3 separate regions of the Homo sapiens genome follow, and regions 2 and 3 are each linked to region 1. Evidence: chromatin contacts called from ENCODE Hi-C or POLR2A ChIA-PET data. All regions are on one chromosome and are shown on one strand. Each heading gives the region's core, a stretch centred on a gene start or an enhancer-like site at or near the end of the contact. The rest is flanking DNA. Distances are from core to core; before and after follow the strand shown. Region 1 has its middle 24 kb from the start of MIR4290. Region 2 has its middle 150 kb from the start of MIR4290. Region 3 has its middle 99 kb from the start of MIR4290.

Evidence for each region. A loop is a pair of places that touch in the nucleus more often than their neighbours do. ChIA-PET counts read pairs that join two places held with the same protein, here RNA polymerase II (POLR2A). Pooled maps may share reads with other maps.
Region 2: a loop to region 1 is called in a map of heart right ventricle, with 3 times the contacts of the local background. The contact joins two enhancer-like sites. A Hi-C loop is called at or near these places in 10 of 168 maps with a recorded cell type or tissue (Right ventricle myocardium inferior, cardiac septum, gastrocnemius medialis and 6 more), 1 of 37 single-sample maps with no recorded cell type and 11 of 50 pooled maps.
Region 3: a map of heart left ventricle shows a loop between it and region 1 (2.8-fold over the local background). The contact joins two enhancer-like sites. A Hi-C loop is called at or near these places in 9 of 168 maps with a recorded cell type or tissue (Caco-2, Right ventricle myocardium inferior, Right ventricle myocardium superior and 5 more), 1 of 37 single-sample maps with no recorded cell type and 15 of 50 pooled maps. POLR2A ChIA-PET finds 5 or more read pairs at or near these places in 2 of 52 experiments (H1 and WTC11).

The regions. Positions count from the first base shown.
Region 1 is chr9:89,997,621-90,002,123 of GRCh38, forward strand. No RefSeq gene overlaps it. Among named protein-coding and RNA genes, the nearest start is that of MIR4290, 24 kb to the right of the region's middle. RefSeq lists enhancers at 1,855-2,024, 2,065-2,134, 2,145-2,194, 2,245-2,334. Within about 2 kb of position 2,236, at least 31 of the 41 ENCODE cell types and tissues checked have a DNase peak (open chromatin) inside an H3K27ac peak, as active enhancers do; they include gastrocnemius medialis, heart right ventricle, psoas muscle and 1 more, where a contact is called at or near this core.
Region 2 is chr9:89,875,753-89,880,255 of GRCh38, forward strand. No RefSeq gene overlaps it. Among named protein-coding and RNA genes, the nearest start is that of MIR4290, 150 kb to the right of the region's middle. Within about 2 kb of position 2,299, at least 11 of the 41 ENCODE cell types and tissues checked have a DNase peak (open chromatin) inside an H3K27ac peak, as active enhancers do; they include gastrocnemius medialis, heart right ventricle, psoas muscle and 1 more, where a contact is called at or near this core.
Region 3 is chr9:89,922,088-89,926,590 of GRCh38, forward strand. No RefSeq gene overlaps it. Among named protein-coding and RNA genes, the nearest start is that of MIR4290, 99 kb to the right of the region's middle. Within about 2 kb of position 2,049, at least 3 of the 41 ENCODE cell types and tissues checked have a DNase peak (open chromatin) inside an H3K27ac peak, as active enhancers do.

The DNA.
Region 1 (4,503 bases), core at 986-3,485:
CACCTGCAATTCCAAGGGGGCAGATGCTGCCAGGGACATAGATCGCCCAAGAAAACCTTGGGCTACTGTTGCCTGACTGAAGGACCCTGGGTGTGAGCAGGGCTCTGCTCAGAGGGCCTTGAGCCCTCTCAGGCCATCCCTGACCACATTGCAGCCTCCACTAGCCCCGCATCAGGTTCTGGCCCTGCCCAGAGCCACCTCCCTGTGGTGGGGATGAGACATCCCAACTTCTCTCAGACCTGGGAGGCCACCCAAGGTCTCAGGTTGGGAAGGCCGCCTTAAAAGATGCTTGGCTTCCAGTTCTTAATCTTAGAGGATTTGGGGGAGGAACCAACAGTGTATTGTGTGTAGTGTGGTGTGTGTGTGTTGTGTGGTGCATGCATATAAGTGTGGCATGTAAGTATATGTGTGCTTGGTATATGCATATGGATGGATGTATATTGTGTTTATGTATGGGACACCTGGTTTGTAATATTTGTCATTGTCTGTGGTATAAATCCTCCCATGACAGCCAATGGAAAGCTAATGCCATGTCACCAAAAACAGAGTTGGAAAGGGTGTGCAGAGCCACTACCTTAAGTACGATGACGTACATATATCACCAGACAGATAAACAGACACGCAGCCTAGAGAACACTGATAATAACACAATGTGGGGGTTATTATCTTGAATTTTAATATAATTTATTTTATTGCAAATCTATTCATTTTAATTTTTAATAATGGCTGTGTGTAACAACTGGTCCCGAAATTCACAGACATTTGGCAATCGACCCCATCAAGGGGGTACGGGTTGGCCTAGACCACCCTGGATTCCTTCTCCGGCTGCGTTCTGTGGCCAATGTACTGAGCCCTGCCGGCCTCCTTCCTCAAGAAGCTGGAAATCTGGTAGGAGCTGGAGATGGTTTCACTGGGGTCCCCAGGCTCACCACCCATGGGGCTGCAGAGGGAGTGGTGGAGATACACATGGAGGCCTCCTGGCTCTGGGAGTAGCTTCACACTCATACTCGGGGAATTGTTCTAATGGCTCAGGCTTGAGGCACCACATGCAGTTTTTTTTTTTAAAGTATGGTATTAATTTATACTTGTCTGTTGTTTATCCAATAAATGGCGTTCCAAATAGCAGGGCACTAGCCTGAACGGGAGAGGAGTGTGGATTCTGTTCTAAGCATGTTACAGCATCTGCTTTCATACTCATGCATATGCACACATGCATATATGTATATCCATGTCTACCTCAGGCGTGGGCACTTGCTGACTTATCAGGCATAGCCAAAGATAAAAGGCAACACTATGCTCCATGGAGGATGAATCTCACTTGGGTAATAAAATGACAAAGAAAACTAGAGAACTAATGGCCATAAGACTCAGCCCAGCTGTGCCCCAGGAGGGAGGAGAGATTTGGGAGTGGGGTTCTGTAGGGGGGTGGGAAGGCTCTAGAGTGGGTGCTGGGGGTTACAAGCATTTTTGCCTTATAGGACTTCATTAAACTTCATGTTTGCTTTATGCAGCTTCCTGTACTTGTGGGACATTTACTGTTAAATATATACTTTCATATATATGTGCAGATATACCTCAATATATATGTATATATATGTCTGTATGTGTGTGTTGTATGTACACACACATACACAGAGACATTACAGACATGTACTCACTCTCTTTCACCTGAGTTGGCAGAAAGTTTTGTTGCTGGGCCCTGCTGAGATAACCGGTTTGCCCAGTGGCTTGCTGGCCTTGCCAGGCTGTGCTGAGCTGTTCTGCGATGGCTGGCAGGCGCTGCCTGGGCTAGAACTGGTAGTAGAGCTCCAGGTTTTAAATGGACCTAGGGGGATCAGCCCAGGGTTCCATGCAGGTTTAGCAGGTAGGGTGTAGCAGGCCACAGCTCTGAGAAGGCTCTGACCTGGCAAATGCTCACGGACTTGAGGCCTGCCCTGCCTGACAGCGGCTCTGATTTCCTGACCTGTGCACAGGAGCTGGCTGAGGGGCAGCCCCTGCAGGCTTAGAGTTTTCTGGTGAAAAGTGTTGTGGCAAAAGGAGCTTGAGCTGGTCCCCCAGTACCTCTGGGCCATGTGGGGCCTTCCCCCTCCCGAGGAGAGGGGCATGACTGAGATGTGCCCTCTGCCCCAGGGAGGCACACACCAGGGCAGGGCTAGGAGACACTCAGCCTCAGTAGCCACTTTCCAGTCAAGGGCCTGGGGTCACAGAAACCTCAGGGCTCCTTCCTGTAAGTCGGGGTGGTTCTCAGCAGCAAGCTTTCACTTTCCATGCCTGGCTGGGACAGCTGGGTATTGAGACTGAAGAGACAGCCCACCTCTCCTTCTGCCCAGAAAGTGAAAATGCCTGAGAAGGCGCTGGGAGTGACTGGGGACAGCCAGATGAAGGTCCAGTTCTGGTGTCGGGTCCCTGAGGAGGGAGCTCTGTGGACTGGCTCCGTAGCACATGCTCCTGGGGCTTGCCTGGCACCGGTGCAGGGATCAAGGTCGGAGTCCACTGGCTGCTGGGAAGGCTGGCATTGGAGTTACACTAAGGCGCTGAGCAGCGTTAGGCACTCAAAATCTATTTTAAGCCTTGTGTAAACATGCATGAGGCGAAGTCTCCCTCTCCCTGCTGCTCCTGCAGAAAGAGCTGTCCTTTGCATTGCCAACTTCTCAGGGTTCTTGTGGAGGTTAAGCAAGTGCTGTTTTGATTTTTTTCTGGAGGTGAAGTGAATTATAGCCTTGTTGTTTTAATAAGTCACAATATTTACAAGTTCATTTCTTTGAACTGTGTGTGGGGGGTTATTTTGTCTGCAATTTTGAAGGTAAATAATTTTCTGCTGTTTCACTGTCGTTTCAGCCAGATATTTTTGTTTGGTTTGGTTTTCAAAAGGAGGAGAAGGGAACTAGCTTTTATGGAAGGTCTTTGCTCTGTCCTTACCAACGCGGGAGTTGTGCTTCCATTACCTTCTTTAATCATTTTCATAAGGATTTTTGTACAAATGATGAGGAATGACGGGTGGTTTTAAATTTGTTTTTCAGAAAGAAGTAATGCATGACTCTGATTTGCGGCTGCAGGATAAATCCGAACTATTTCAGGGAGATGTCATGGAGAGCTCATCTCTCAGCATCAAAGTTGCCTCTCCTGACTTTTGAATTTTAAGTGTTCTGTGTGGAAGAAAAATGGAGACAACAAATTTCTATGCATGGATTCAAAGAATCCTCGTAATATACAGACTACATTCTCCCCAGCTTTTTATCTCTATATATTCTTTTTGTTGAGTTTCAACCACATAGGGTTGAAATTCACCTTCCCACATTACATTTTTCATCAATAGTTGAAGACCTATGTATGTAAATATCAGGAACTATCAGAACTCCCTGCAACAGGAAACCTGACCCCCAACTCCCCCGAAATGCATCATGATAAACAGTCACTTGCCAAAATAACAAATCAGCTTCCTGGAACATGCTTGCTCAAAACCAGGAGAGGAGCTTAGAGACGTCAGCTTGACTTCTGCCTCGTACGCAGGAAGGGTGACCTTCAAAGATCAAACATCGTCCCAAATCTCCCTTCATCTTGTAGTACTCCTGCTTGTCGTAGCTCCTGTTACCATCAGGTACTGGGCCAACCATCCGTCATGTCAGAAGAGAGTTGGGGACAATCCCTGGATTATTTCACCTTTGCCCTGCTGGTATAGACAATGTGTGTTATGGCTGGGTGACTTGCTGACTTTTACTCTGAGCAACAGCTTTGTCAGAGTAAACTAAAACAGAGACTTCAGAGCATAATAAAATATGACATTTTTTCTGTATAGAACTAAAGACACGGGGGAGAGAGAACAACTTAATTAAAAAGACAGTGCCCTTTCAGTGTCTTTTTTTTTTTTTTTTTTTTTTTTTTTTTGAGATGGAGTCTTGCTCCGTCGCCAGGCTGGAGTGCAGTGGCGTGATCTGGGCTCACTGCAACCTCCACCTCCCGAGTTCAAGTGATTCTCCTGCCTCAGCCTCCCAAGTAGCTGGGACTACAGGCACGTGCCACCACACCCAGCTAATTTTTTTTGTATTTTTAGTAGAGACAGGGTTTTACCGTGTTGGCCAGGATGGTCTCGATCTCTTGACTTTGTGATCTGCCCTTCTCTGCCTCCCAAAGTGCTGGGATTACAGGCGTGAGAGTTTGTATTAATAAAATAAGAGGAACAATACCAAGGAGAGTGCTTTGTAAGGATGTCAAGGCTGCCTGTTCCCTGCTCTACACAGCATGTCTCTGACAAAGCAGAGGCCACAGAAAGGGGCACCTGGTGGAGGGCCCAGGCAGCAGAGCACAGGCCCTGCAATTCTGGATGCTGGGGTGTCATTTCATGTTTTGAATTAGCTGTGAGCCTGGGGGCTGCCGCCGGGATCATTTCCAGCAGGGCGGTACCATTTAGTTCCTTCTGACAAAAGGGCCACTGCCCAAGATTTTCCGCGTCTGCATTCAAGTGGCAGATGAGACACGGATAATAATACACACTCCAAATCTTTT
Region 2 (4,503 bases), core at 1,049-3,548, 120 kb before region 1:
CTCTTATCCTAAAGCCTTCCAGCTGGCTACTTCATCATCTGCAGGAGTCCACAGGACTATGGGGGACAACAGCTCCCCAAGGCCCAGACTCCCCCTTAGTCGAGTGCGGTGGCTCATGCCTGTAAGCTGAGCTACTCAGGAGGCAGAGGTGGGAGGATCACCTGAGGCCAGGAGGGGCAACATGGAGGGAAACTGTCTCTTAAAAAAGAAAGAAGGAGGCTGGGTGCGGTGGCTCATGCCTGTAATCCCAGCACTTTGGGAGGCCGAGGCGGGCAGATCACGAGGTCAGGAGATCAAGACCATCTTGGCTAACATGGTGAAACCCCGTCTCTACTAAAAATACAAAAAAATTAGCCTGGTGTGGTGGCGGGCACCTGTGGTCCCAGCTACTCCGGAGGCTGAGGCAGGAGAATGGCGTGAACCCGGGAGGTGGAGCTTGCAGTGAGCCGAGATTGCGCCACTGCACCTCCAGCCTGGGTGACAGAATGAGACTCCGTCTCAAAAAAAAAGAAAAAAAAAGAAAGAAAGAAAGAAAAAAGTTAAAAAAAGTTTTATAAAAAAGTAAAATTTAAAAAAGACTAAATAAGTAAGTAAATAAATAAAATGGGTGAGCCCCACCCCTCCCAGCTCAGCCCTGTCCCTGGACACATGGGTTTAACTCACAAGGGCCTCCCTCTTCTTCTCGGGGTGCCTCACCCTCTGCAAGGCCCTCCACCATCTCTCTTCTCCACTCCACACCTTCTCAGCTTCTCATCCTGACTTGTCAATTGCTCCATGCCTTTTTTTTTTTTTTTTTTGTGAGACAGAGTCTTGCTCTGTCACCCAGGCTGGAGTGCAGTGGCGCGATCTCGACTCACTGCAAGCTCCGCCTCCCAGGTTCACACCATTCTCCTGCCTCAGCCTCCCGAGTAGCTGGGATTACAGGCACCTGCCACCACGCCCGGCTAATTTTTTGTATTTTTAGTAAAGACAGGGTTTCACCGTGTTAGCCAGGATCATCTCGATCTCCTGACCTCGTGATCCACCCACCTCGGCCTCCCAAAGTGCTGAGATTACAGGTGTGAGCCACTGCGCCCAGCTGCTCCATGCCATTTTTTAAAAAATTATGTTTTTCCCTTTAAAAATTGCTGCAAAGGGCTTCAGATCCACGTGCATAAGAAAGGACATAGAGCGAAGAAGGAAGGCCACCATCTGTGGTCTGGCTACATCCTGAAGTCAATCAGGCTTGTGCAGGTCCAAACTGGCTGCTTAGGACAAGCTCAGGTATCCTAAGGGCCAGAGAATCTGCTCCTTTTCCCCACGAGCATGGACGTACCCAGAAAGTGGTGCAGGATAGGTTGGCTCCAGAGGGGAGGAGGCCATCCCAGCAGGCTGAGGATGGTGTGCAGGGTCTGGAAGGTGTGACACTCCCTCATCCCCCCCGGGGATCAGCTCAGTCCCCCATCCCACCCCACTCTTGCCCTGTGCTTGTGAAGATCCTCTGCCTCATCACACAACTTTCTTTGTCCTATTTCTCCCCTTGTCAGGTGGCCAAGAACATGGTGTACAGTTCAGAGAGCCTCTCAATATGTTGCTTTAAAGTTGAAGACGGGGCCAGCCCAGGGTATCAGCAGCCTTGGCCCCTGCTCCATGCACCATTGCAGGCTGGAGCTATGGCGTTTCCCAAAAACCACCTGGACTTCTTACACATAGAAACAGGGTGACCTCCTAGATGGGTAGACATGCTGCCCTCCAGCTGAGGGTTGGGGTGATGGGATGGGCTGAACTCTGTTCCCCCAAATTCATATGTTGGCGTTGAACCCAGGACCTCAGAATGTGAGTGTATTTGGAGACAGGGCCATTAAAGAGGTAAGGTAAAATAAAGTTATTGCGGTGGGCCCTGATTCAATAGGACTGGTATCCTGGGAAGAAGAGATTAGATACACACAGAGGGATGACCATGTGAGCGTGCAGGGAGAAGACACCATCGGCAAGGCGAGGAGAGGCCTCAGAAGGAACCAGTCCTGCTGACAGCCTCGTCTTAGACGTTCAGTCTCCAGAGATGTGAGACGATACAGTTCTGCTGTTTGAGCTGCCAGATCTGTGGCACGTTATTACCACGGCCTGAGCTGACCCACACAGATGGTTCTCTCGGTCAAACTGTCTCCCCGTTTGCCTTCTGTGCATACTGGCAGGTGAGTGAATGAGCAGAAAGCTTCATTTCCTCCCCAGGCCTGAGCAGGCAGCAGCTGCTTTCCAGGGAGAAGCGCCCCACCTCGCCTCCCAACCCCACACCTGAGGCTGGCCTTGTTATATTTGCCACCAAGATTCCTCAGGGAGCACATCTCTTCATGGACTCCAGGCCCCCAGTCTCAGGACCCAACTCAGCATCCCGCCCACATTGTTGATCTGTCTATTCCTTCCTAAAGCATCAATTATTTTGGAAGGAGCCCAAGAAAATTTCCAATGAGTGTGCATGACAAGGGGATGAAGGAAAAGCACCCTCCTTCGGCCATTTCTGCAGGTCCTGGCTCTGTGCTTTGCAGAAGCGGCCTCGGAGTCCTTGCCAATAGACCTATGCCTAGTGCCCCAAGGGACAAGTGTGTGTCTCTGCCCAGAGAAGGCAGGGAGAAGGAGGAGGCTGGTTCTGCTCCAGCTTGAGGTGGACCTGGGTTTGGGACTGTCATGGGACCAGGGAGGTGACCTTGTATTCAAAAGTTATCACATCCATAACCCAAATGAACTTTCACCTTCTATTTTTCTGCTAAGTCGTAGTTAAAACAAGGAATATGATCTCCACAGGGTTGTGTGTCCACAGCAGTGAAGGAATCGGGGTTTGAGGAATTATTTGGAGATTGTTACCACTTTAGAATGGCCAGCCTGGGCTTCTAAGAGGAAGAGTCAGCTTTCCTTCTGGCTGTGCATGTACATACTAAGTGCATCCTGAAACCCAATGATTAAGTAATATAGTGAACAGAAGTGGTGATTCGGGGAGGGAGAGGGCCACCAGGAGAACAAAGTGGGGCAGCTGGGAGGATGACAGTCGGGAAAGAGGTGGCTGTGTGGGTGGATCTCTTGAGGGCCTCGCTGCATGCTGAGATAGAGTGAGCAGCGGAGGCAGTGGGCACAGAGAACAGCCGAGGGGAGGTGACATAGGAGAGCTGCTTTACAGGATGACTCAGTGGGGACAGAACAGTTCAGCAGACAGGGACACCGTGTACAGAGGCACAGAGCCAAGGGGGCCTGGAGCAGCTGGGAGCCAGCTGGGGCCATGCCTGCTATACCTTGCCACTGGAGCTGCAGAAACTCTGGGGATGTGTCCTTTAGGAGCCAGCTGGGAAGGGCATGGCCATCCGTGGCTGTGACAGCACCCCACTGGCACTGTTTCCACTGTCCACGCAAAGTGGCCGTGGGCTATGATTATTCTGTAAGGCCCAAGACACAGAGCACTAGGAGTTCTGCAGAACAAAATGTGTGGCCACACACAGGTGTGATGGTGCATTCTTAAGTCTCTCAAGTTTTGGGAGCTGATGACACCTTGTGGGGTATGCACACCCACCTCTTCAGGCCTGACTGCCTTCCCTCCTGCCAACAGGCCCAGCACAGCTGTCCAGGGATGCTGCCGGAAGCAGCCGCAGGCCCCTGCAGGCCCATCCTCCGGTCCCTATCCTGCCCTTTCCTTGACATCCCACCTCCTCTCCAGTGGTGGTGATTGGAGCAGCATCAGAATACCCTGGAGGGCTCCGTAAAACACAAATCACTGCCCCCACGCCCCAATTTTCTTATGTAATAGCTTTGGCCGGGGCTGGCACTTGTTTTGTCAACAGGATCCCAGGGGATGTTGATGGTGCTGGTCTGGGGACCATGCTTTTGACAACCACTGCATACAGCAGGACAAGTCATGTGCAAATAGCAAAACAGGCCTCTGCATTCATTTCCTAGGGCTTCTGTAACGAAACATCCCATCCTGGGTGGCTTAAAGCAACAGAAATTTATTCTTTCCGAGTTCTGGAAGGCAGATATCAGAAATCAACATGTGCGTAGGGTGAAGTTCCCTCAATCCACAGCAGAGCAGCAGGGAATCCAGCCCACATGCACAGTTCAGCCTGGGGCAGGGTGGGGCCCATAAGAAAGCTGGCCAATTCTCCTTGCCGTGCAACACTTTGGCCAGGCCTTCCGGCCACTCACATCCAAGCTCTGTCCGCACCCTGGGACACAGCTGCCTCCTGACCACCCAATGAGCGTACAACTGTGCAAGATGTGTCTGAACCGGAAAGGCCTGAGCAGGCCACAGAAGTGGCCAGAGCATTTGTGCAGAGAACTGGGGGGTCCTTTCCTGGAAGGATGGGGTGTGGGCTCCTGGTGGCGAGGGGAACCTGCATGGGGCCTTCTGAAGCATAGGACCCCAGTAGAAGCCACTCTTCCTTCTGTTTAAGGAAAAATGAGAAGCAGCACTCTCCCCCATCTCCACGTGCCAGGCTTCCAGGCCATGATTCTCTTGCTTCTGCCCATGGTGCGGGAGCT
Region 3 (4,503 bases), core at 799-3,298, 76 kb before region 1:
ACTTTTAAAAGTGGCCAACACATTCAGTCGCTGTATTATCTTTTGATTAACCCAAGTGCTCAGCTATCCATCGCATTCCACGAAGTCAGTTTGCAATTAATGAGCAGGACACAGTTTATCAGCATGCCTGAGAAAAGCGATTGTATCTGGATGTCCTCAGCCCTTTCCCCTCCAAATAGGCTGTGTGGTGAGTGCTCCTTCGAATGGTACAGATGGCCGGCCTGTTTATCCTCTCCTGCCCTTGCTTCGGGCCATGCCTAAGTGCCTCACCCCTGGCTGAGTGACATCAGGTCCAGCTGGAAGTGGGGCACCAAAATGCCTGCCTCACTGGAGCTTGGTGGTGTCTGTTTGCTCACCTGCAAGGCCAGCATGGCCTTTTATTAGAGGTCTCAGGGGGCTGGGGGAGGCCATAGCTCTTTGAATTTCTCTTATTAACTCTTCTTTGACTGGTTCCAAGTCAAAGACTTCTGCGTGCATATGTACACACACTGTATCACACACACCACACACTCACACTACCCATGGATATGCACACATACCACATACCACACACACATATGCACACACACACCACACAACACCACACACATATATGCACGGATATGCACACACACCACACTACACACATCATACACACACTACACAATGTTACACACACCTATACACACACATACACACACATGCACACATACTGCGCTACACGCACCACGCACATACATGCACACACACCGCACTACACACATCATACACGTACCACACAATACTATGCACACCTATACACACGCATATGCATATGCACCACACACACACGTTATACATCCCCCACATACATTTTCTCCACTTTTCTTGGCTGCTTCCCTGGTCCTCACCATCAAAGGAATTCTTGCAGTAGAGCCTGGAAGGCTTCTCCCAGGAAGCACCCACTTCCTGCAGGAGAGAGACTGTGAGAGCGCGCCAGCCTCCTCCCCAGCCCTACACGCTGCCATTCATCCTCTCAACACACTTGTGAGTGTCCCTGTTGTGCCAAGCACTCTTCCAGGTCCTTCCAGGAGGTGGGTGAGGGGCACTGATGAAAAAAATGGGCCTCAACCTGGAGTCATGAAGCTTGGGGGTTTGGGTGGGACACAGGAATAAGAAATGAACATATCTGTGAACACGATGACCAGGAATTACAGGAGGGAAAGAGCACCGAGGAGCCTGCAGAAAGAGGCCCTGGAGCCCGGAGCTGATGCCAAAGGCTGTCCAGGAGGAGCAAAGGAGCAGCCAGGAAGGCCCTGGGGCACAGCAAGAGTGTCCAGAGTGAAGCCCAGCAAGTGGGGAGGGCGGTTCATGCAGTGAGAGGAAGACTCTAGAGGTTTTATCTAGGCCGTATTCCTTCCCCCTTTGTGGAGATGGGTTGTGCAGGGGGTGTGGAGGGAGCTAGAAGCTCCGCATGCATGGAAGATTAGTGCTCACAGAGCCCCAGATAGAGGCCGAAATGCCCATGGTGGGTGAGGAAGAAGTTTGGAAGGGGAAGCCAGAGAGGAGACGATGCAGGGCTCGCACTGGAACCAGCTCAGTTGGATGAAAGAAAAAAGTAAAGAAAAACGGAGAGCTTGAGCTTAAGGTCATTTTTCTAACTTTCTGTGTTGAAATAACGTTGGACAGACAGAAAAGTTACAAGGATAGAGTTTCCATACATACTTTTTTCATGTCAAGATCTTGTATCAACACGGCCCATTGGTCAAATCTGAGGAATTATTGTGGGTAAAATACGATTAGCCAAATGGTAGACTTTGTTTGAGTTTCCCTATCTTTCCACTCACTCCCTTTTTCTGTTCCAGGATCCAGACCAGGAGCCTACATTTCACTAACTTGTCAGGACTCCCGTCTCTCCTCCAGCCTGCGACAGCTCCTCCGTCTTCTTTTGTCTTTTCTAACCTTGATACTTTTGACGAGTACTGGCCAGCTGTTTCGCAGGATTTTCCTCCAGCTGAGTTGGCTTGAGGTTTTCTCTGATTGGATCACAGTTACCGGTTTTCGGAGGAACAGCACAGAGGTGAACGGTCTCACTTATCACTCCACATCAAAGCAGGCATGACACCCACGTGACTCATTCCTAGGAGGCTGACCTTCACCTTTTGGTCTGGGCGACATCTGCCAGGTTTTTCCACTGTCTAGTGACTATTTTTTTCTTTTCCTTTTTTTATGTTTGTGAAAGTCCTGCCCACACTCAAGGGGCGGGAAATGAAACTACACCCCCTGGTGTAATTTGTGAGGTACATTAAAACCACCCTAGTAATAGGAAATGCTCACATTATGCTTTTGGTCATTGTTATTGAGCTAGTTATGAGGCTTCTTTTTCCCTCTGTGGGAAGATGACATTTTCACCCGTAATACCTTGTCACCCGTACCACTTTGGCAGTCTCAGTGAAGATACCTGCACCCTCTGGGTGAGGGGCTTCTGACTAGTGCCATGGATGCTTGCTCTACAGAGACCAGAGAAGACTCCAGTTAGGGAGAGCGGACTCGCTACGCTCAGGTGCCGCCCCTCTGTCTCCCAGCCTCTCTAAAATGACAAGAAAGGGACAAAAGCCTTATTAACTTATAGAGTGAAAGACAGCAGGGATAACCAAGGGTAAAGCATCACAACACATTTTGTAAGTGCCTCATCTGAGCAGATCCTGACCAGGAGTGTCCCCTCTCCTGCCACCCACTGGAAGGTGCAAGCAGACGGAGGTGGACAAAGCCCTGGGCTCATGGCAGGGCCCCTGCAGTATCTGCCTGGAGGACCTCAGGCACCACAGTTCCCTCTCCCATTCTGTATGCCCTGTGGCTACTCTGGACACAGTCCCCATAGGAGGTGGTAGTTGACTGGGGATGCCATAACAAAGTGCCACACACTAGGTGACTTAGAACAATAGCAATGGAGTGTTTTACAGTTCTGGAGGCCAGAAATCCAAGATCCAGGTGTTGGCAGGGCCCCACTCCCCGTGAAGGCACCAGGACTCTCTCTGCCCAAGGCCTCTCTCCTACCTTCTGTTAGTTCCTTGGCTTGTGGCAGCAGAGCTCCAATCCTTACATGGCATTCTCTACGTGTACGAATGCATCTATGTCCAAATTTCCCCTTTACATAAGGATATGAATCATACTGGATTGGGGCCCACCCTTGCAATCCTATCTTAAATAATTACCTTTGTAACAGCTCTATCTCCAGATCTACACACACACTCGGAGGGACTTGGGGGTTAGGATTTCAACCTGTGAATTTTGGAGGGAACGTAATTCAACCTATAACTAGGTGGGATGTTTACTTGCTGAAGGAACAGACAGTCCCACTAGGCTGGGAATGGTAGACCCAGAGAGGGCTGGAGGGGAGCTTTGGGGCTAAAAAGACAGATTACATGCAAGCCAGCCTCCTGAACCTGGGACCCTCAGCTCTTCTTCCCACTCTGCTTCCACAGGTCTACCCTGCCCTCACCTGGGGAGAAGTGTGGAGGACTCCTCCTTGGAGAAAGTGAAAAACTCCCAGAGAAAACATTGGCAGGAATTGGCATTGGATGGGTCCTGGCTTGAGACTAGCTCCCATTGCATCAGTCTGCAAGCCCTCTGCTATTTCTACCTCCCCACCCAAACTCCAATCCACACTTACTTTAATGTCCCATTCTGCAATGTGAGTGGGCAGCGGAAGGTCACCAGAAGCTGTAGAGAAAGTCTTTACATGAAAGACAGACACTAAGGGGTAAAATCGCAAAGCAGGTATGCAAAAGAAACAAAAATAACCAGGGGGCTAAATAATCGAAAAACAATATTTTATGTTCTCAGATATCAAAGATGGTATTGCATCTGTAGAGAAGGAAAAATGTACTAAATAAAATTACTAAGTATTGGTCTAGAGGGTTGGAGAGAATATAGATATTTTTTAAATACGAAAATGAGATTTATCTATCAATCATCTATCTACCTATGTCATTCATCTATTTATTAATCCTCTATCTATCTACCATCTACTTATATACATATTCATTCATCACTATCTATCCATCTGTCTTTTTGCCTGAGTACTTTCTTTGAAAACTACTGGATAATGCACTTCAGTAAAATAAGGGAGAAAACTAGATAACATGGAATTCTGGAAACAGAGGACCCAATACAAGAGAGAGATGAGGAAGGCTCAAAAGTCTCTAAGAAAAAAAAAAGCTACTGTATTTGAGTACTTGGAAGTGTGTTTAGGCATTTAACAGATGCGTTAAAATTTTTAGAAATGTTAGCAAGAAGCACGTGGAAAACTGAGCAAACAAAAGCCCAAGGCAATTTTTAACTCCAGGAAAAACAAACATAGAGTGGTGTGAGAGAGGAGGCATTCTCATGGCAGACCACTGGCCTCGGTGGGGTACGATCAGCACCTCACATTAATAACGTAAACTCTGCCTGTGGGGAGGGGAGGCAAAGAGGTTGGGGTTGGGGTGATGTGAAGGAACTGACTTTGCACCTTTCTTAACAGAAAACCAATAAGATACTCTA